4 separate regions of the Homo sapiens genome follow, and regions 1, 2 and 3 are each linked to region 4. Evidence: chromatin loops called from intact Hi-C (ENCODE). Cell type or tissue: ascending aorta. All regions are shown on one strand. Region 1 has its middle 140 kb from the start of CD164. Region 2 has its middle 130 kb from the start of CEP57L1. Region 3 has its middle 93 kb from the start of CEP57L1. Region 4 has its middle 82 kb from the start of CD164.

Region 1 (5,000 bases), 61 kb after region 4:
CCACTCCTGGCCACTCTTTGGCTGGCTGCCCACTTTGTGACCTGGGAGAAAAGAGGGTGAGAATGTTTAGAGACAGGGCTTCCAAGGAACCTGTTCCAATTAGAAATGTGCCCCTTGGATTATCAGCTCCATCTCAGAAACAGAAATACTGAACCAGTCCCTGGGACAAAGCCTGACTTCATACTTGTTGACTTCTAAGTCGACAGGAGCTTTTGTTTTTATTTTTAAAATTCAGTTTCAAAGACTAATCTTAGAAATAGAGTCAAAATTTAGTTAACAAGAAATCTATGCTAAAATGTCCTTAAACCCACAATTTAAAGGCAAAGTATACATTTCTCCTTCTCTAAAAACAAACCCCTGGGGGTTTAACAACAAACTTAGTTTGACTTGCTATTTCCATCATTGTGAACCAAGTCGAAAATTTTCAGAAACGTTTCCAAGATATTCCTTAATTATGTTAATTACTAACTTAAATCAATGAAGTTAATTTTCATTATTCAGCTGATTTTTTTTAACTTTGTTCACGTTACTTTTCACTACTGGTATTATTATTGCTTTAAATTTTTAACTATTGTATTTCAGAATTAAATATTCAAAGATAAGATACTTTCATGTGCTGAAATTTAAGCTCAATAATTATCACATATCTAATGGGTACTAAGCAAGAGAAAGATGATCAAGAACTTCCGTAGCAACAGTTGGGAAATCATTTCACAATAGATGACTATACATTTACCAGCTCAATTGAAAAATGCCCATGTGGTTAAATGACTACTGACTAAGTGTCTCAGTCCAGTTAAATTCTTAGCAGCTAGAAATAGTTGCATGCTATTATAAATTAATATGGACCAAATGGTGCATTGGTTTGTAGGATAACCAGTAAAGATAAAAGCTAAGGGCTGAAATTAAATACCCTGGAATGTTGGATGCCATCATTGCGTCCTATGATTCAGATACCAATGGCAAAGACAGGACAAAGAGTTCAATCCTATATCAAATTAATTCTGTCTAGGATCTGAAAAGTTAGTTGTCAAACTTTCTTTGAGCAGCATTTTATAACAATATGAATGTGAATTATCTTTAATTACAGTCTACACATATTACAAAATAGCACAAACCCTGATTAAGTTTCCCTTTAGGTATTGCAATGTGTCTAGAAATTCTAAGCTCTTTGCAAGTGTAATTCCAATGCTGTCATAGTATCCCAAAAGAATATTCTTACCTCATTCATTTCTAAAATTGGATCGATTTGAGTGATGCCAAAAGGAAGAGAAAATACAGGTTATGGGTTACTTGATTACCCTGAGTAATGATTTCTTCCTCTGGGGCTTGTCTGGCATTTTCCTAGCCAGATGTTCTTGCATCCTAGTGGTTTCCTGTTAGGAACTCAGGGCTGTCTCTGCTGCTAAATGCAGTTTCCTCAAGGTCTACCACTTAGAAAAGTCATTTGTTTCACTTGCTTACTTTCCTTCCTTCAGGGTCCTGCACCACATCCCCTGCACCCAGTGGGTGACGCAGAAATGCCCCTGGGAGTAAAATCCCAATTCTTGGCTTAAGCCTGTTTTAGTCAGAAACCACCCAATTTAGCGTGCAGGTCACCAGAGTGGGTAGAGGGTCAGAGGTCAGGTCTTTGGCCCTGAGAAATGAAAATGCAGGGGCCGTGCTGTCCCTTGTACCTCAGGAGAGCAAGGAAGAAACTGGGCCTTCCCTGGCAGGGCTTCCTGCTCCTGCTTCTGTCTCCACTAGGCTTTCCCAGAAGGCAGCACCTGCTCCTCAGTCAAAGCACCTGCCTCGCACCCCTCCGGCCCCCTCAAGCCCACGATCTGCCTCTGAGTGTTGCACTAGGATTTTTATCGCTTAAAGTGTCTTAATTCTTTGTTCCCTGACACACAAGCCCTCTAGCTATTGAAGGGGAGATCATGAGAAACCTTCCAGGGAACCAGAGCACAGAATGACTGTTAGTTGTTTTTTCAAGTCTATATAAACATTTCAACAGATCACAAAGAAAACATTTATCTCTTCGGTCCTCGCAAGAGAAGTCAAAGGAACTTTTGTTTCTTATCAAGAGCCTGGACATCTTTGTCTGTCGTAACTGGAAAGAGCCTGTTGTACTGAAATCCTGTTATCATGGTGGATTTGATCTTCAGTGGCCAAACATGAAGAATTAAAAGCATAATTCTTGACTGAACTGGTGGGTGGGTTGAACTTTAGGAGTACATGGGCGGTCATTCCTGGCGCACATATCAGTGTGACATGAGCCCTGGAGCATGTCGTCCCTCTCAGCCCTGCTCCTTTCTGTCTCCTGGGGCCCAGTGACTGAGGCCTTACGCTAGAACTGTGTATCATCCAACTCTCCATTTATAAAGGAAACTTCCTGCTGCAACAACAAAAAAAAAAAAGAAAGAAAAGAAATGTCCCTGGTCAACAAACAGAGTCTGAATCACAGCAAGAATTACAACCCGGCCCTGAAAGAGTAGTCACCATCTCTATCAGAAGCAGGGCTTGAGCTGGAAACAGAACTGTGTCTCTCCTAAAGTGAATGCATTTTAGGGGTGGGGGAAGTGTGCGCTTATTGAGTTTTCACATACTATTGGATATGTGTTTATATTTTGGGGTGGAGAGTATTAAAAAGGAGCCCTTAGTGTTTTTTGTTTATTTAGGCAGTTGATTTTTTTTTTTTTTTAAATCTGACTTCTCACCCCTTTCTTTCTCAATGTAATGGCTAGCCACAAGCAGCAACTCTGCCTCTAGTTCCTTGAGATCACTCAAGGCTTCCTCATACATGACATGCACCCCTTGCTGGTCCTGGGTGTGGATGCAGCCAGCTTCTGTGCTGTAGTAGTCATCCTGGTTCTCCACTTCCGAGAACTCCATGAATTGGACGCTGTGGACCTGGAGAAAGAAAGCCAAGCCCAGATGTTACTGGAAAAAGGAGAGCTATATTTTGCCATCCCACATGGACAAGCAGCAGGCTTCTGCTCCCACACAGTGGGCTGCCAGTATGAAGCTGTAAATATTCTGAATGTATAAAAAGCTGTATGCAGAAAACATATTAACAAAGAATATTGGCAGGAAGAGGTAGTTCCTGAGGTGGATAACTAGCTGATTAGTTTGTTTTTCTGACAAATTCAGTAGCAACTGGAGAAAGGTAGGAAATAGAGCCTAGAGTGGTCTCTGGAGTCAGAATGCCTGGGTTCAGGCTCTGGCTCTGCCAGGATCTCATCCTGGGCAGGTCATTCAGCTATTCCCAGCCTCCGTTTCCTCATCTGTAACATGGGGACTGTGGAGACACTATAGACTATGTTAGCTGCCAGGAGTATGTGACTCTATGAGTGTAAGGCACTTGGAATCCTTAAATGTTAGGTTAAAACTATTTTTCTTGTAATTCTATAAGTACTTCTAAAATGTGTTAGCACAGTTTCATGGCTTACTAATGTACTAAGTTGAATAGTGTCCCCCAAAATTCATGTCTACCTGGAACCTGTGAATGAGAACTTATTTGAAAATAGGTCTTTGCAGATGTAATCAAGTTAAGATGAAGTCATACTGGATGAGAGTGGGCCTAATTCAATGACTGTGATCCTTACGAAATTTGGAGACAGACACGTAAGGGAGAAGGTCATGTGAAGACAGAGGTAGAGACTAGGGTGAGTCAAGGAATGCCAAGGATTGCCAAGGGTTGCCAGCAACTACCAGGAGCTGAAAGAGGCAAGGAACTATCACCTCTAGAACCTTCAGAGAAAGCACGGTCCTGCTGACACCTGGATTTTGGATTTGTGGCTCCAGACTGTGAGAGAATAAATTTCTGTCATTGTGAGACACAGTTTGTGGTACTTTGTTTTGATAATCCTAGGAATCGAATACAAGTAAGAAGTATTTCAATCATAATGTTATTTTTCTTAGAAAACTGAGTATCTGCTGCTTCCTGAGAATCGTTATTTTAATAATAATTTTCACAATTTCCAACCTCCACTCTCCTCAAGCCTCGGAATCCCTCCCTCCCAGGCGTAGTCTCCTCTTACTCCCAGGAGGAGCTCCTCTGCGCGCCACTCTCCGCCGCCTCCCCAGGGCTCACATCTCTCCCCTCCTCCTTCCTCCGCACAGTGGAGGACAGTGTTGCCCCCCTTCTCTAGGGCCGCTGCCTCCCACCTCAGCAGCATCCCTGCTCCTTCATGGATATCCCACTCCTCTCCGCTGGACTCTTGACACTGAAATGTGCACACGTCCCTCTCATTGTGAAACTTCCTCACACCCTTCCCCAGGTTCCACTGTGTGGCTCTCCTCCCCCTCACTGTCCAATCTCCCAAGATGTTATCTACAATCTCCATTTCTATTTCTTCACCTCCCACTCTTCAACCCATTCCCATCTGGCCCTTGGCTCCATCGAGCCACCCAAACCACCCTCACTAAGACCAACAATGACCACTGCTCTACATGCAACAAACTTTCTTTCATCATCTTACGTAATCTCTCAGGAGCATCTGATATAATTTAGTGCTTCCTGATTCTTGACTCACTCTCTTCTCCGGGCATCTGGGACTCCACGTTCTCCCTGATTTTGCCTAGTTTCCGGTCATTCTGTCTGACACTGTGAAGTGTATTTATTTTTCTCTACCAAGTCCTTAAATGATGGCCACTCTCAAGCCGCCTCCTAGGACCTCCTCTTTTCCTCCTCTGTTCCTTCCCTAGGAGGTGGCAGACATTTTCATAGCTGAGATTACCACCTTTAGACCATTTGCTCCCCAGTTTATGCCTCCAATCCAGACCCCCTAGAGCTCCGGACCCGCACATCCAATTACCTATTTGGCAACTGCTCCTGGGCATCTCAAAGCCCCCTCAATTTTAACAATGATCAAATCATTAAATCTTCCCCCGCAAACCCAGGCTATCTCCAGCCGATTTTACTAAATAGCACCACCACCCATCCACTTCCTCTAGCATGAATCATTCACGACATCTCTTTCTGCCTCGCCCTACTTGTCCAATCTATCACCAAGTTC
Region 2 (5,000 bases), 77 kb after region 4:
AGCTACGTGACAATGGACTAGGAGTAAAGTGCCATGTTGCAGCTTCAAAGGATTTCTAGTAGAGGCAGCTTCTTCATCCCTTCTCCATCCTGCTACTTAGAGCATGAATGTGACAGCTGGAGCTCTGTCTCAGGCTGGGTGTTGATCTCAAATGTAGAGCCATATTTGTTAGAACTCCAAGATAGACAGGGCTGAGAGCCCTGAGGGCTCCATAGTGCAAATCTACCACACCAGCTCTGTACATCCTACCCTGAAACATTCATATGAGGGACAGAGAGCACAATTTCCACCTCCTTTAATCCTCTGTCATATCATTTTACCATCACCAACAGCCAAACCTAATTTTAACTAATACAGTCCCCAAGACTCTAAAGATAGACTAGCAGGCTTTTGACAGGAAGTGAGGAAGGAAAATGTTGACAGGAATATTAGGAAAAGTGGGTGAGAGAGAAAGTTGTCCAATTGAGTAGCGTTAAGTGATTGCCCATTATGCTTGTAGGTAGAATTGGCTTCCAGCTCAGTGTACACATCAGTGTATTTCTGTGTAAACATCCCACAACCCTAGGACTGGAAAAGACCCTGTGAGGTGACATGGTGCATTCTTGTTCGTTAAAACAGAAAGATCGGCATTCCAAAGTAAAGAACATCTGTTATGTTTTTTAAAATCTATAGGAAAGCATATACTCTGAGAGTAGCTGAATTTTGACAATTCCTATGAATATGGGGTAGCAGGGGTTCAGTGGAGCCTTTTGCCTCCTGGCCTGTAGTGCTCTCAGGTTGCTGTTCAGCACTGCTTGATGTGGTCCCAGAAGGAAGGCTCTGAGCCACATCCTTTCTCTGATGGGATTGTGACACTTTCAGCTGCTTCTAAAATTACCCAGAATTACATAGGACAGGACAGAAAGTGACATCAAGTTACAGTGGAAGACATTTGAAGGACTGACTGAACAAACCACAAAAGTACTGCTGGACCTGCAGGTGGCCTGGGAAAAAGGAAGGGAGCACAGATCAGCTGGAGCAGGAAAAGGAGAGCACCCAGCATCCTCCAGGAAAAAGGACCAACAACATCCCACAAAAGGAAACTGCTTAGGAAATACCAAGTCCAGAAGCATGGACCCCTAAGCGTACTGGAGACGGTGCAGGTAAGCAGCAGGGCAACCCCATCTGTGTTCATTCTCCCGGCCTGGGTGTGGAAATCTGCTGACCTTTACTGCCTGCGGCTCTTTGTCAGCATGGCTGAGTTCATGTGTTTAGACAGTTCTGAGATTTCTGCTGATTGCAAATCTCATTTTCTTCTGGGAAGTTGGCAGGGGAAATGAAGTGGGAGGTAGGTAGGAAAAGTAAGACTGTTATGTATTCCCCACACCCAGAACATCTCTGCTGCTTACATGGGTTTATCCACTGAAACAAAGACCAGAAGGATATATACCAAATATTAATAATACTGTTGTTATTCTGGATGGTACAACAAGGGGTGATTTTAGTTTTCTTTCTTGTATTTTTCTATATTTCCCAAGTTTTCTGTGTTAAACACATGCCACTATTATCATCAGAAAATTTTTTAAGTAAATATTTTATTGAATTTGGTGAGAAGAACCAGGAAAAGGGTGTTTTGTGTTTCGCTGAATATGTTGCACATCGGAGCTACTGTCTACACCACCATTTCTGTGCGAGCACACCTTCTTCTCACTACATCACATTACCTCTGGAAATGCAGGGGAGCACCTCCCCTCCTTGGTGTGGTCAGTGGGAAGAGGCAAAGGAAGGGCTCTACCACTGCCCCCCGACACTGCAACCTGGATGTGGTGTTTGCTGCTGCTTTACTACTCCATGAGGTTAAAAAAACAGTGACCAATTTAAACCTTATCTTTGAAAATACGATGGTCAATAGTAGTGTGCGATGTCTATACATAGCCATTTTAATAAATGTGCTTTTTTTATGAACATGAGTAACTTGATCTAACAATTACAGGTTCCAGAGGTTCTACACAGGCCTAGCTGGGGTGTAATCTGTAGTATACAATAAAATACAACTCAGCCATTGAAAAGAACAGCAGATCTCCAAGACATATTGTTGGGTTGCAGAAAGATATTCATATAGTATGATATATCATTTATATAAAAACCTCAAATGCAAACTTATCCTATATATATTTTATGGGGACATATGTATGTATGTAAATGCATTGAAAAGGCTCAAAGCAATAACCATGTTTGCCTCTAAGGAGGTGGAATGGGGAGCAGGATGGGCAGCAGGGAGTAGTTAAAGGGGAATTTAACTTTTCAGTAATGTTTCAACTTTTTACAAGGAGAAGACATTTATTTATCACTTATATGATTTAAACTTAATTTTTAAAAACTCCTTAAAGAAAAAAATGGTAACTTCAGTGGAGAAACCTGGCAATCACCAGTAGCTTAACCAAGTGAGCTAGATTAACATCAGCCATGATGTCACGTTGATATCATGTTCCCCGAATAGGATGTGGTGAGGACACTTAGCCTCTGTGATATTCTTCTTCTTCTAAACCCATAACCCCAGTGTAACCATGAGAAAATATCAGGCAAACTCAAATTAGGCAAAGGTCTACAGATTGCGGGGCTGGTACTCCTAAAGACTGTCAATGTCATGATAAACAAAGAAAGACTGAGGAACTGTCACAGAGCAGGGGAGGTGGGGGAGGTACGATGATTAAATGTAACATGGTATCCTGGATAGGATCCTAGGGCAGAAAGAGAACATTAATGGAAAAACTGGTGAAATCCAGATGAAGCCTAGTTTAGTTAACAGTAATGTACCAATGTTGGTTTCTTGGGTATGACAAATGTATCACTACAATGTAAGATGTCAATAATATAAGAAACTGAGTAGGGGTAGATGGGAACTCTTTGTACTGTCTTTGCAGCTTTTCTGTAAATCTCAAACTATTTCAAAATAAATAAAAAAAAAAAAACTCCCTAAAGGAAAGTGGGGCCGGGCACAGTGGCTCATGCCTGTAACCCCAGCACTTTGGGAGGCCCAGGCAGGTGGATTGCTTCGAGACCAGCCTGGGCAACATGGTGAAACCCTGTCTCTACAGAAAGAAAAAAAAATAGCTGGTAGTGATGGTGTGCGCCCACCCACCCGTAGTCCAAGCTACTCAGGGGGTTCAGTCAGGAGGATCACTTGAACCCAGGAGGCAAAGGCTGCAATGAGCTGAAATCGCACTACTGCACTTCAGCCTGGGCAACAGAGTAAGACCCTGTCAAAAACAAACAAAACAAAACAAAAAAGGAAAGGTTACTGGTGAATGGCATTCAGAGAGAACTGACCAGAAACTGTTCTGAAGTTGTGCTACAATTAGTGATTATATTCATTCTCTCAGAGATGCCAAAATGGACAGACAGTCGTCCTATGAAGTTTGTTTTTCTTTATGCAGAAGGCCCTTTAAGAAACTTATCTGTCATGAGGTATTGGTTGCCACTTGCCAAATTCAGAATCAAGATGCTGACCAGCATACAGATGCTAAAATCCACACTTGACTGCTACATGTTTGCAAAATAGTAACACAGCTTTAAGATTCATACTCACATTCCTGTAACTCCTCCTAGCTGCCACATTTTTACTTAATCCTAATCTGATTTGATTAGCATTTAACATCCAGAATGGCTATGTGCTACCAGTGGGGCACTGATACAGTATAAAGTGGCTCTTGACCAAAGCAGAAATACTCCAGGAGGTTACAAAGTGCCACCCATGGGAAAATGTGAAGAAAACTAGAAAATATTGGCTGTTGCCTTGGAATTTCTATTCTTAAACCCAGTACTATTTTCTGTTCTTTGCTTTGGAACAGAAAATAGCACTGGTTTTAAGAAAGGGAAAAAAGGAAAGGGAAGGGAGGGGAGGGGAGGGGAGGGAAAGGAAGGGGAGGGGAGGGGAGAGGAAGGGGAGAGGAGGGGAGGGGAAGGGGAGAGGAAGGGGAGGGGAAGGGAGGGGGAGGGGAAGGGAGGAGGAGGGGAGGGGTGGGGAGGGGAGGGGTGGGGAGGGGTGGGGAGGGGAGGGGTGGGGAGGGGAGGGGAGGGAAGGGAAGGGAAGGGAAAGGAAAGGAAGGGAATTCTTCTCTTTCTCCAGGCTCTTTGCATGGCTGCCTCCTTCTCATTCATTAAATTCAGTTCAATCCTCCCACCCCAAGATTTGGCTGAACTCTGTCAGAGGGTGCTCCCCTCCACTTATTGTTCTCTGCCCCCTGTTTTCTTCATGGCACTCACAAGTTAGAGATGTAGGTTTACTTCTTTGTTCACTTGTTTATTGCATGTTGCTCTCAGGGCAGGGACTGGGTCTGTTTCATCCCCTAACCCAAGTACAGTTCCTGACACAAAGGCAATGTCCATGTAATAATCATGGAATGAATGAATGAATGAGAAAATGGAAAACTTCATGATCCTAATTTGTACAGTGATTTGTGTGTGTGCTGTATGTCTCCCCTCATGCCCCATCTCTGGAATCTGAAGATCTACAGGTATTATTAGTCTCTCTATGGTCTATTTACCATAAGTCAACTTGAAAATGCAGTGCTGATATTTTTCTCCCTTTGGGGAATTCCAAGATTCCAAGAACAACATTTATATGTCAGTAAATAGCTAGAGGAAGTGGTTTTCTTTTCTTTTTATTATTTGGGCAATTGCATTCAAAACAGACTTTGGTGAAAGCACAGACTGCATCCTATCAGTACCTGAATCTCCATCTCCTCCACAAGGGGAAGAAAGCAGTGAGAGCAGAAAGTGTTAGTTGTCCCCTCCATTGCACGGCTGGGAGGAGAAGCAGGAGCTTTCCCTGCTTCCATTTCCACCAGTTTCTTACACAGTTGCCCTAGCTTGGTGTTTTCTACTACTCAACACTTACCTGAGCCACCATCTCCTACTGTCACTGTTTACTTTCTGCTTTTCACTGGCACAGTGGTCCTACAGAGGTAACCTCCTTTGTCCCCTAAGTGCCTGTGGGCAGTGCTACAACTCAGCTTCCC
Region 3 (5,000 bases), 110 kb after region 4:
TACCCCATTCTAACAGTATAAATTTACTGTATCAGTCCATTCTCGTGCTGCTAATAAAGACATACATGAGACTGGGTAATTTATAAAGGAAAGAGGTTTAATTGACTCACAGTTCCACATGGCTGGGGAGGCCTCACAATCATGGCAGAGGACGAAGGAAGAGCAAAGGGACACCTTATGTGGTGGCAGGCAAGAGGACATGTGCAGGGGAACACTCCTTTATAAAACCATCAGATCTGTGAGACTTATTATCATGAGAACAGCATGGGAAAGACCCACCGCCATGATTCCATTACCTCCCACCGAGTCCCTCTCATGACACATGGGAATTATGGGAGCTACAATTCAAGTTGAGATTTGGGTGGGGACACAGCCAAACCATATCACATTAGTTCAAGTAAGCAAATGGTGAGAGGCTGACAGAAAAAAAAAATCACTTAAATTAGTGAAGTGCTCTTTCCTGTTATGATATATATTTGAGTTTCCTTTTAGCTTATGAATAAACATGTGTACTTACATATAGTAGTGATAAAAATTCAAACTATTCCACAGTTCTATTTTAAAATGGCATGTTTTATATTTTTTGTATAATTAATCTTAATTGCAAAAATGTGTATACTTAATGAAAATAAAGCTGTCACCTAAGAAAAAGAAAGAAAGAAAGAGAAACTATGTAAGACAAAAGAGAAAAGACAATGGAGCAGTATTTTAAAGCAATAAAAAATCACCAAACCAGAATTCTATGCTGAACAAAAATATCTTTCCAAAATGAAGGGGAAATACTTCTTTCAAAATAACAAAGACTGAGAATTTGTCCCTTGCAGACCTGAACTACTAGAAATGCTAAAGAAAATTCTTCAGAGAGAAGGCAAATTATGTCCTATGGAAGTTTAGATAATACTAGAGTTTCTCAACCTCAGCAGCTATTGACATTGGGGACTACATAATTCTTCATTGTGAGAGGCTGCCTTGTGCATTGTAGAATGTTTAGCAGCATCCTTGGCCTCTACTCACTTAATGCTAGTAGCAACCAATCATACCCCTCACCCAAATTATGACAACAAGAAATATCCCCAGACATTTCCAAATGTCCCTTGGGGCACAAAATATCTTCTATCTCTACCCCTCTTCTCTGTCCCTTGAGAAACACTGATATACACAAAAGAATGAAAAATGCCAGAAATGATAGGGAAAGATAATCCTGAATGAAGACAATGATGACAATTTGACTTGCAAATAGTATCTCAATATCTTTTGTTTCTTTGTGATTAATGTAATAGTTAATTCCTAACTAGTTGCTAAAGAACTAATTTGTATGCATAGGTAAGATATAACTTGTAACACAGGAATAGAGAACAAGGAATTTTAAAATCAAAATAATATATACTTATTATAGAAAATTTAGCAAACATATAAAAGTAAAAAGGGGAACTTCATTATCCTGCCATCCAAACATAACATTCATTAGCATTTGGTCTAAGTCCTTCAAGTGATTTTTTTTCTATACATACTTGACCATTATGACACACATACATACACACATTAGTTTTTATTAACTAATATTTCATATATAATAATTCCTTATGCTAATGTTAAAAGAAAAACTTTAGACAAATTAAATTTAACAGAGTTTAATTAAGTAAAGAACAATTCATGAATTGGGCAGCCCTCCTAGCCCCCCAACCAGAGTAAGTTCAGAGAGACTCCAGCACTGCTGCACAGTGAAAGAGGATTTATGGACAGAAGAAGGAAAGTGAAGTAACAGAAAAGAGATGTGAGGTACAGAAACAGTCAGATTGGTTACAGCTCAGTGTTTGCCTTATTTGAACACACTTTGAACAGTTGGCTGCCTGCAAGTGGCTGAAGTATGGCTTCTGTGATTGGCTGAGACTCAGTTACTTGTTACAAGAGTAGGTTATGGTCTATTTACAGTCCAGTTAGGTTACACGTCACTATGTAGGGAGAAACCTTACCAAGGGTTCTGAACTTAAAATGAGGCAGCTTTAAGCTAAACTTAATTTAACAATAAAAAATGTTTAATGGCAGAACAATATTCTACCATGTACCGTACTGTTTTTCTTAACTCTTTCTCTTATTGGTGGATATTCAGGCAATCCTAATGTTTTACTTTTATTATAATGCTGCAATAATAATCTTTATGGAAAACTCTTTTTCCCATGTCTTGAGTTATTTTCTTAATAGAAATTTCCAGGGCTTGGCACAGTGGCATACACCTGTAATCCCAGCACTTTGGGAGGCCAAGACTGGAGTGCAGTCGCTTGATCTGAGCTCTCAGCAACCTCTGCCTCCCAGGTTCAAGCGATTCTTCTGCCTCAGCCTACTGAGTAGCTGGGACTACAGGCATGCGCCACCATGCCCAGCTAATTTTTCTATTTTTAGTAGAGACGGGGTTTCACCATATTGGCCAGGCTGGTCTTGAACTCCTAACCTCAAGTGATCTGCCTGCCTCGGCCTCCCAAAGGGCTGGGATCACAGGCATGAGCCACCATGCCTGGCCACAGCCAATAGCTTTTTAAGGGCTAGAACTGTCCTAGTCAATGTGGTATTGCCCTACATTATCGACACAGAAAGTACTTAGCAGAAATTCAGTCAATTGTTCCGTGCCTTTAAGCTGAATTTAAAACTGTGAAATAGATCTCTAACAAAGAACAGCGTTTACACTAGCCAAGTTCTGCAAACTATACATGTCGAGAAAAACAAAACCTACCCTAGCGAAAGGATATTCCTGAAAGCCAGTTTGCCCATACATTTCTACTAATTTCAAATGAATTTTTCAAATTGCAGTATCACTCTTACCTGCAACAGAAGCAAAGGTAAATTTTCAGGGGTGTACTCCCTTCTTAGGCAGCTCTCTAGCTCCCTCTGCACGGCATCTGCCTGAACAACAAGGGGCTTCGACTCGGCCACCTAAACCCAAATAACTAGTTTTAACATCCCAAATTAAAGAACTGTAAAATTTCAAATATCACAAAATCAGACATTTCCAAGGAAATAATGGTCTGCTCTGATTCAGTGGTAAGCTGAATAGTGGACTGTTCTCATAAATACTGTTAATAGCATCAGCTGTTTGTCTGCAAAAATACTGTTTCTGCTAAAAGTTACCAGTCAGCAAAATCAAACTTATTGTCATATTGAAATAGCCCACTGTCTTACTCACCTGTAAGGTTTTCTTCAGTGCTAGTTCCCTCTCTCTTCTAAAGTAATAAATATCCTTTGGCATTTGAATAGAGCTGCAGAAAGATTTATGCAATATAAGTGGTAATTACAGAAGCTGTAATCGACCAGATTATAGATAGACCATGATTAATCTGTAACTCTTCACAACTGCTCATTTCTGAATAAGTATATCATATTATACTGGATTATTGAGGGCACGCAAAGGCCACATCCTTTTGTTTTGGTTAGAATCTTTCTTGATTCTTCTTTGATTAGCATGTTTGCTAAACTTTTCCCTGGGCCAATTTTTCTCTCCCCTCCCCAAACAAACAGAGTATTTCGTTCTACCCTTGATTCACTTCACTATTTCCTACTGCAGAATAAAGGGAGGGACACAATGGTGAGGATTTTTATTTCCCCACCTGAATTCCCTCCAGCAACCTTATCTCTGACAAATATTGTGCCTCTCAGATCCCATTTTCACCCTAGTTGGCACATAAAACCAGTATCGTGTAATTTAAAATAAAATGCTTTTATTTTTGTGTTCTTGATGAATTATCTGCTGGGGGGTGGGAATGACTCTTAAATATCAAACATGAAATACTTCAGGAATCATTTTAACCAAACTTAATGCTTCAGGAAAATTATTGATTCGTAGGAAAAACATTTATAGCAGAAGTGCCTGTTTAAGCAGCCTTGTGGATTCCTGTTCACACCCACTGATGAGGGACCTGTTGTTTTTACCATGGACTCTGATACAAGGAGGCACAAGCTGTGGGGTCACCTGGTAAGGGGGTGGACCCTGGGTCAGGAACAGCAGAGTGCTCCACATTTGGGATAAGATATATCCCAAGGTTTGGCAGCTTTGAAAACATCAGGAAACAGCAACCCTGATGCAGACATCACTTTCTCAAGATAGTATTTTGCAGACATTGGTAAGGGGCCACAGCAGGTAGTCTGGAACACAGGTGAGAGACCACCTAGAGATTATGCAGGAGGTGTAAGCAGTGACATTTAGGTTATTATTGTTCATATGGCCTATGAGTTCCCAGATAAGTTTTAAGGGAAGATAAAAATACACTGTTAGTTTGTACACTTGCCAGCAATTTCCCCCACTGCAGGCAGTGGTTCTGTGAAAAGAACCCCAGGCTGACAGTCAAGAAATCCATCAGTCAAGTGAGCCTAAGCAACCCATTTAGACACATTGTGTCAAATTTCCACCCCTGAAGTTGGAGATAATGCCCCTCTTATCTCCTAATATCTTCGCTTTAATGGAAAAAGAAAAAGAGGTGAGCTCTGAAAGGGATTTGAGAATAAAACCGGTAATAAACCTGAGGTATAATTTCTGTCATTCTGAATCCTGGCTGCAGCCTTGTGGCGGTGGGGAATGAGTAACCAACCAGAAAAGGGATCAGCTATTACTAGGCAGCTAGAGAAACACAAGAAACTTTCCCCTGCCCTCTTGTCTTCTTATCTTTGGCATACTGGGAGATGGGGAGGGTCATGGGCTTAGCTACCCAGCCCTCTCTCACTCAGATCTTGTCTTTCCTCTCAGTTAGCCTCAAAGTGCCTGTGAATGACCCTGAAGAGACTGGTGAACATAAGTAGTGTGTACATCAACCTGCAAAAAGAGATTTACTCATACGTTCATCAAGCATTGTTCATTCAACATACATTCATTCATTTATTCATTCAGCAAGAATTTATGAAACACTTAACCACTGCAAAGTCTTGGGTTTGTGGAGTAAAACAAGGGAAAGGATGCAAAAAAAACGGGGGGGGGGGGGCGGAAATGTTTAAGACACACAGTTCTTCTCCAAGCC
Region 4 (5,000 bases):
CCAGATGGTAAATATTTTCATCTTTGCAGACCCTACGGACTCTGTGGCAACTATTCAGCTCCGTGGTTGTAGTGTGAAAGCGGTGACAATCCGTAAGTGAATGGGCATGACTGTGTTCCAACAATGTTTCATTTACGGACATGAAAATATGAACTCCATAGCATTTTCATGGGTCACAAAATACTATTCTTTTACACATTTTTTTCAACCATTTAAAGATGGGAAGGCCATCCTTAGCCCACAGACCATACAAAAATCGGCAGAGACCTCCAGCAGTAGTTTGCCAACTCCTTACTTAAATAGATGAGATTGGATAGAACTGCTTTGTCACCCAAGCATTTACCTTCAATGCAAATGACTAATTCACCTGGCACTAAAGATAACTCAATCCTCGGGCATTTCTTGAATTGGCTAATCAATAACTCCTGCAGGTTGGTGGACATGTCCAGAGATGAATGCTGGGCCCTGGTCAGTGTGATCCAACCCTTCGGATGACAGCTATCAATTTCCATCAGCCCTTTGGCTAGTAGAGGGGGGTTGAGACGGGCAGAGTGAAATGTTTTGTGCCTAGAAACATGCACATAGCCAGTACCCAAGATGATCTATGCCACAGAGAAGCAGGAGCCAAATTTTCAGCGACTTTACAGGGCTACTGTCCTGTCACCCCTGAGCAACATCCTTCCTCCCCCTATACCCCACCCTCATCTGTGAAGCATGCCGCCCTTATTCCAGGTAAGAGTTCAGTTTTTCCTTTGCAAATTCTGGAGAAGCCTTCAGCTTACATGGGCAGAAAATTCCTGGGGTAAACAGTCAGGTTTGCTCAGTCTTGGTGAGCTCCAGGAAGGGTCAGGGAACTGTCCCAAGCTTCCTATCTCTTTCCATTCTCTGAGGACTTCCCTTGTTTACAGGTTCAGCACTAAGTAAAACAATCAAGAGGGATGACATTTATCTTTTAGCTTCTCTTTTTCTCCTGCCTCTTGCCTTTTCTTCAGCATCCTCTTCTCTGTCCATGCTGCTGCTTGGTCTCCATCATAGATCTCGGGTTTTGGAGTCAAACACACCTAGGTTCTAATTCTAGTCTGCCACTTACTAGCTGTATAATTCCAAACACACACAATCTGAACAGCTCTGAAGAAAAAAGGCTGGGGAAATGTAACCAGTGGAGGACACAGTGGGGTGAACCATCTGGGTGATTCTCTCCAGAGGGTCACAGAAAAGTACATAAAACCAGAAATAGGACACAATGCCCTCCATTTCTGTAGACCGAGTGTGAGGACAAAGAAAGCCCTGGCAAAGCAATTCCAGGGGATTTCCTGGAAGCAGAGTGGTTCCCCTGGGAGAGCAGTACCAAACAGAATCCTTCATAGCTAAAATCCAAAAAGGACTTTTCTTCACCAGTATGTAAAATCCTTGCAAATTCTGACCTTGGGCTTTCAGAGCCCAGAGGACTAACAAATGGCCATCCTGATAATTGTCTGAGGCTTTACATCTTACCTGCTTGACTAAGCTACAGCTCAGGAAGCTATTTGTCAATATAAAGACAACAAATTAGCCTGATTTTTGTCCTGCTGAATTTACATTCTAAATCCAAGAGTCCTCTGATGTCAGAGTAAAGAAGATTGAGAGTAGAAAAAGAACAAGACAGTTCAGTGCAACCCCCACCTTGTCATTCTCCATGGATGCCCACAAGTGCAGTGGAAAGCAGCTGCAACCTACAGGTAAGAGCACAGACAGCCCTCTGAGGCCCTCTCAGTGGCTAAATACTCACACCGGGAGCTAACCCAAAAAAGTTAATTTTGACAATTAAAAAATAAGCAGAGACCTTTAGGGCTAACCCTCCTTCCCTCTCATACAAAACTTATTTATACTGGAAACATTATGAAACTTAATCCAAGCTAATTTTCCCATCAGCATCATGATTAATTAACCAATTGAAACATTCCTTTTGTATGTGGAGTACTTAACACAATAGTACCTACAAGGCTAGAGGTAGATGGATTTATTTATAAATTTAACGCTGGTAGCCAATTCCATTAGCTTGAGAGGGGCAGTAAAAATTCTGTCTCTTTGAAAGGTAAACAAATGTTGAAAAAAAAAAACCTAATCATCTTTAGAAGTACAAAAATGTTATTCCCAGTAGAACCCCCTGTACACTGAAAGCAGCAATCATTATATGAACTGTTCTGAAATTACATTTGCTAAAATCAAGAGTGTTATTAGCCAACAAGAACATATTCTCACAGACAGGCTTTGCGGCAGGTCATGTTTGGTAGCCATGGCGTTCTGGATCTGCTTGTGCCCATGACTATTTTAAGCTCATTATCTAACCTTGCCAAGAGTGGCCTCCCTATATGGTCACTCAGCAAACACCTCCGCTGCAGAATTTACTAGAACAGGATTAGTGCTCCAGCCCTTACCGGATGAGATGCCTTACTGCAGCGTCAAACTGCAAAAATATAACCTCCCTCCGGAGGAGGAGTGCCTGGGCCACCCGGATAGGGTCTTGGGGGCTCTGGAGGCTGTCAATCATGTTCTGCAGCTCTTGAAGCTCAGACCCTAGAAGATGGACAACATTTTAGTCTGACAGTGTGAAATATAGGCTACTATAGCTAAACCAGTAAACCAACATTTTGTCCCATACTTGTCACCTAATCAGACTTCCCTTGTTTTGTTTGTGGGTATACTAATTATATGTTTTGCAAGACCAGCAAAGCCTTATGCTGTAGAATCAAAGGTCTGATTTATGTCTCCTTCCTTCCTCAGGAAGATAAAAATTTGCTTGGCTTTTCAGTACAATAAGAGCAGGCCATGGAAAGAAAGTTTTAAAATTTATAAGGCCATGGTCTTGAAATAGAACAAAAAGGAGAAGTGACAGGAATAGGAAAGTCTAGTCCTTAGTATATCTGTTAGGCACTTGAAACCATCAAAGATTATGAATCAGCACTCATCTCTCATTGCCATGCTATATCCAAATCAGCACTCCCTGTCACTGGCTCATGGATTAAAGAAGACTCAAGACCATCCAAAGCAAGTAAAAAACACATGTGCATATGTGTATATATAAAGATATGCACACATATGTATACATACACATGCATATACATATGCATACATATCCCTCTAGGAGATTCTAGTCATTTTAGGAGTAAATGTGAGGGATCCATATTTGCCTTATTTCTTAGACCCTTACTGCAAGAGTAGGCTACATATACATAGATTTGTATTCATTTTGGGTAAAAATCTAACTTAGGGGCCTGTGGGTCACTCAGTGCTGGGATGTGGAACCCAGCCTGAGTCTGGATGACCATCCTAGCATCTAAGTATGTATATCCTAGTTACTGGCATAGAGAAGGAGCTAGTCAGAACAGGATAGCACAGTGGAAAGTGATGAGCCCTTGGGGAACATGGCTGGGCTCACACTTACAGGGCTACCAGAATGTCAGCTGGTCTGAAATATCCCTGTGAACATAGTGATCGTTTTCTACCCTGAGAGGACATCCCTGTTATTAGGATTGTGAAAACTGATCACAATGCCTCGACGTGCAGTCCAAGGCAGGAGTGAGACAGGAAGCCCACAGGGCATTTCTGGAGATGCTCTATCTTGACAGCTGGTCCACATGCAAGCAGCCTTCTTTCCTCCCTAGCCAAGTACTGGGCTCCAGCATCTACCGACTAAGAAAGCAGAAAGCAGAGAGTTGTGGGAGGGGGAAGCTGTCCATGAGAGCCTGATCAGGCAGATCCAGGGCTGAGAACGGTTGCTAACATGTATAACATGTGCTCTTGGCTTTAAGAACAGATGAGCAGATCAGATTTCATATCCATTTGCTGTTTTATACAATAAAAAATGTGTTTTATTTTTGTTTCCAGCCCCAAATAATAGAGTCCAATCAGCAAACTCTTTTATGACTCCTCTAAATCTGATAGTTCTATTGGACTGAAGAGTTCACCAGAAAAAGAGTCATATTAGAGTGAATTGTGCAAGAACTTTTGTGGTGGTGGGAAGGAGGAGAGGTGGTCAGGGAGCCTCATTTGTTCAAGGCCTAGTGTGTTCGGTCTAAAAGTAATATACTCTATCAGGCTATGCAGTAACCAGGGGAAATTTTTCTAATCCTCTGCAACGACAATGAAAAAAGGAGAATATAAAATTACACATACCTTATGGTTAAAGCTGGGTAAAATGTAAATATGGAATATATTTGGGCATGGGCTAGAAGGGAGTAAAGATAAATAAAATTATTTCACTTGTTAGAGTGGCTGGCTTACAGGTGATTTTTTTTTCTGTCATTTCCATCATTTATATACTACTGGCAGGTGATCGCTTCCCAGCAAAATTGTTGTATGTTGATATGTAGTATTATCATTAAAATACAGATGTGGAGGCAGGACTGCCTTTCCTTTGTTATTTTACTGATCTTTAAATCCTCATTCTGACTTTCCTTCCTTTGTGGAGTCAAGAGGCTTGGTGGGAGGGGAGGTGGCAGGACAAGCAGCCTGGCGGTGGGGACAGGGCAGAGGGTTGTTGCAGGCAGCGATGGTGGTGAGGCTAGGGTGAACCCTGTGCCAGGAAACATTGGGAAAGGAGCCTTTGCTCATGTCTTTCCCAAGAGGGTCCTGTTTGGGAAGTCAGAGAAGACAGACAGCCAGGCAGCCAGAGAGAGAGGGAGAGAGAGAGGAGTCACAGTGGCCCTGTCTCTGCATGAAGACTCAGAGCTCGTACACTTCATTCCTCGTTTGTCTAGAGAGTTCCTGAAACCCTAAGTTCAGTGTGAAGTATTTGGGCTTTAATTGGCCTCCTTATCCTTTGCAAAGGAAGTCACAGTGTAAACGTCCACATTCTGATTACATCCTCTGCTTCACGTGGACTTCAAAGGGAGTTACTGGCTTTCAGGGAAGGAGAGAATTGGCTGTATCCACAGAGCTGGTCCACAGTGTCTAAGAGCTGTTTTCGTCAGTCAAGGGGAGGACCAAAAGCTGAAATCTTGAGTTTCCCTCAAGATTTG

Evidence for each region. A loop is a pair of places that touch in the nucleus more often than their neighbours do. Peaks named below come from ENCODE experiments on the same cell type or tissue, not always from the same donor. Only the 100,000 strongest peaks of a DNase experiment are listed, where the experiment ranks them.
Region 1: a loop joins it to region 4, with 1.9 times the contacts of the local background. A loop is called at or near these places in 7 of 110 quality-filtered maps.
Region 2: it touches region 4 in a loop (2.4-fold over the local background); 8 of 110 quality-filtered maps call a loop at or near these places.
Region 3: it touches region 4 in a loop (1.9-fold over the local background); 12 of 110 quality-filtered maps call a loop at or near these places.

Annotation. Positions count from the first base shown.
Region 1 is chr6:109,237,220-109,242,219 of GRCh38, reverse strand. It overlaps the pseudogene CCDC162P. Among named protein-coding and RNA genes, the nearest start is that of CD164, 140 kb to the left of the region's middle. RefSeq lists an enhancer at 1-632. In ascending aorta, no CTCF peak of the experiment used is centred here; DNase peaks (open chromatin) are centred at 2,270 and 2,821; H3K27ac peaks cover 2,009 bases.
Region 2 is chr6:109,220,524-109,225,523 of GRCh38, reverse strand. It overlaps the pseudogene CCDC162P. Among named protein-coding and RNA genes, the nearest start is that of CEP57L1, 130 kb to the right of the region's middle. In ascending aorta, no CTCF peak of the experiment used is centred here; no DNase peak of the experiment used is centred here; H3K27ac peaks cover 552 bases.
Region 3 is chr6:109,185,887-109,190,886 of GRCh38, reverse strand. It overlaps the pseudogene CCDC162P. Among named protein-coding and RNA genes, the nearest start is that of CEP57L1, 93 kb to the right of the region's middle. In ascending aorta, a CTCF peak has its summit at 2,888; a DNase peak (open chromatin) is centred at 2,896.
Region 4 is chr6:109,297,787-109,302,786 of GRCh38, reverse strand. It overlaps the pseudogene CCDC162P. Among named protein-coding and RNA genes, the nearest start is that of CD164, 82 kb to the left of the region's middle. In ascending aorta, no CTCF peak of the experiment used is centred here; DNase peaks (open chromatin) are centred at 2,366 and 4,561; H3K27ac peaks cover 4,546 bases.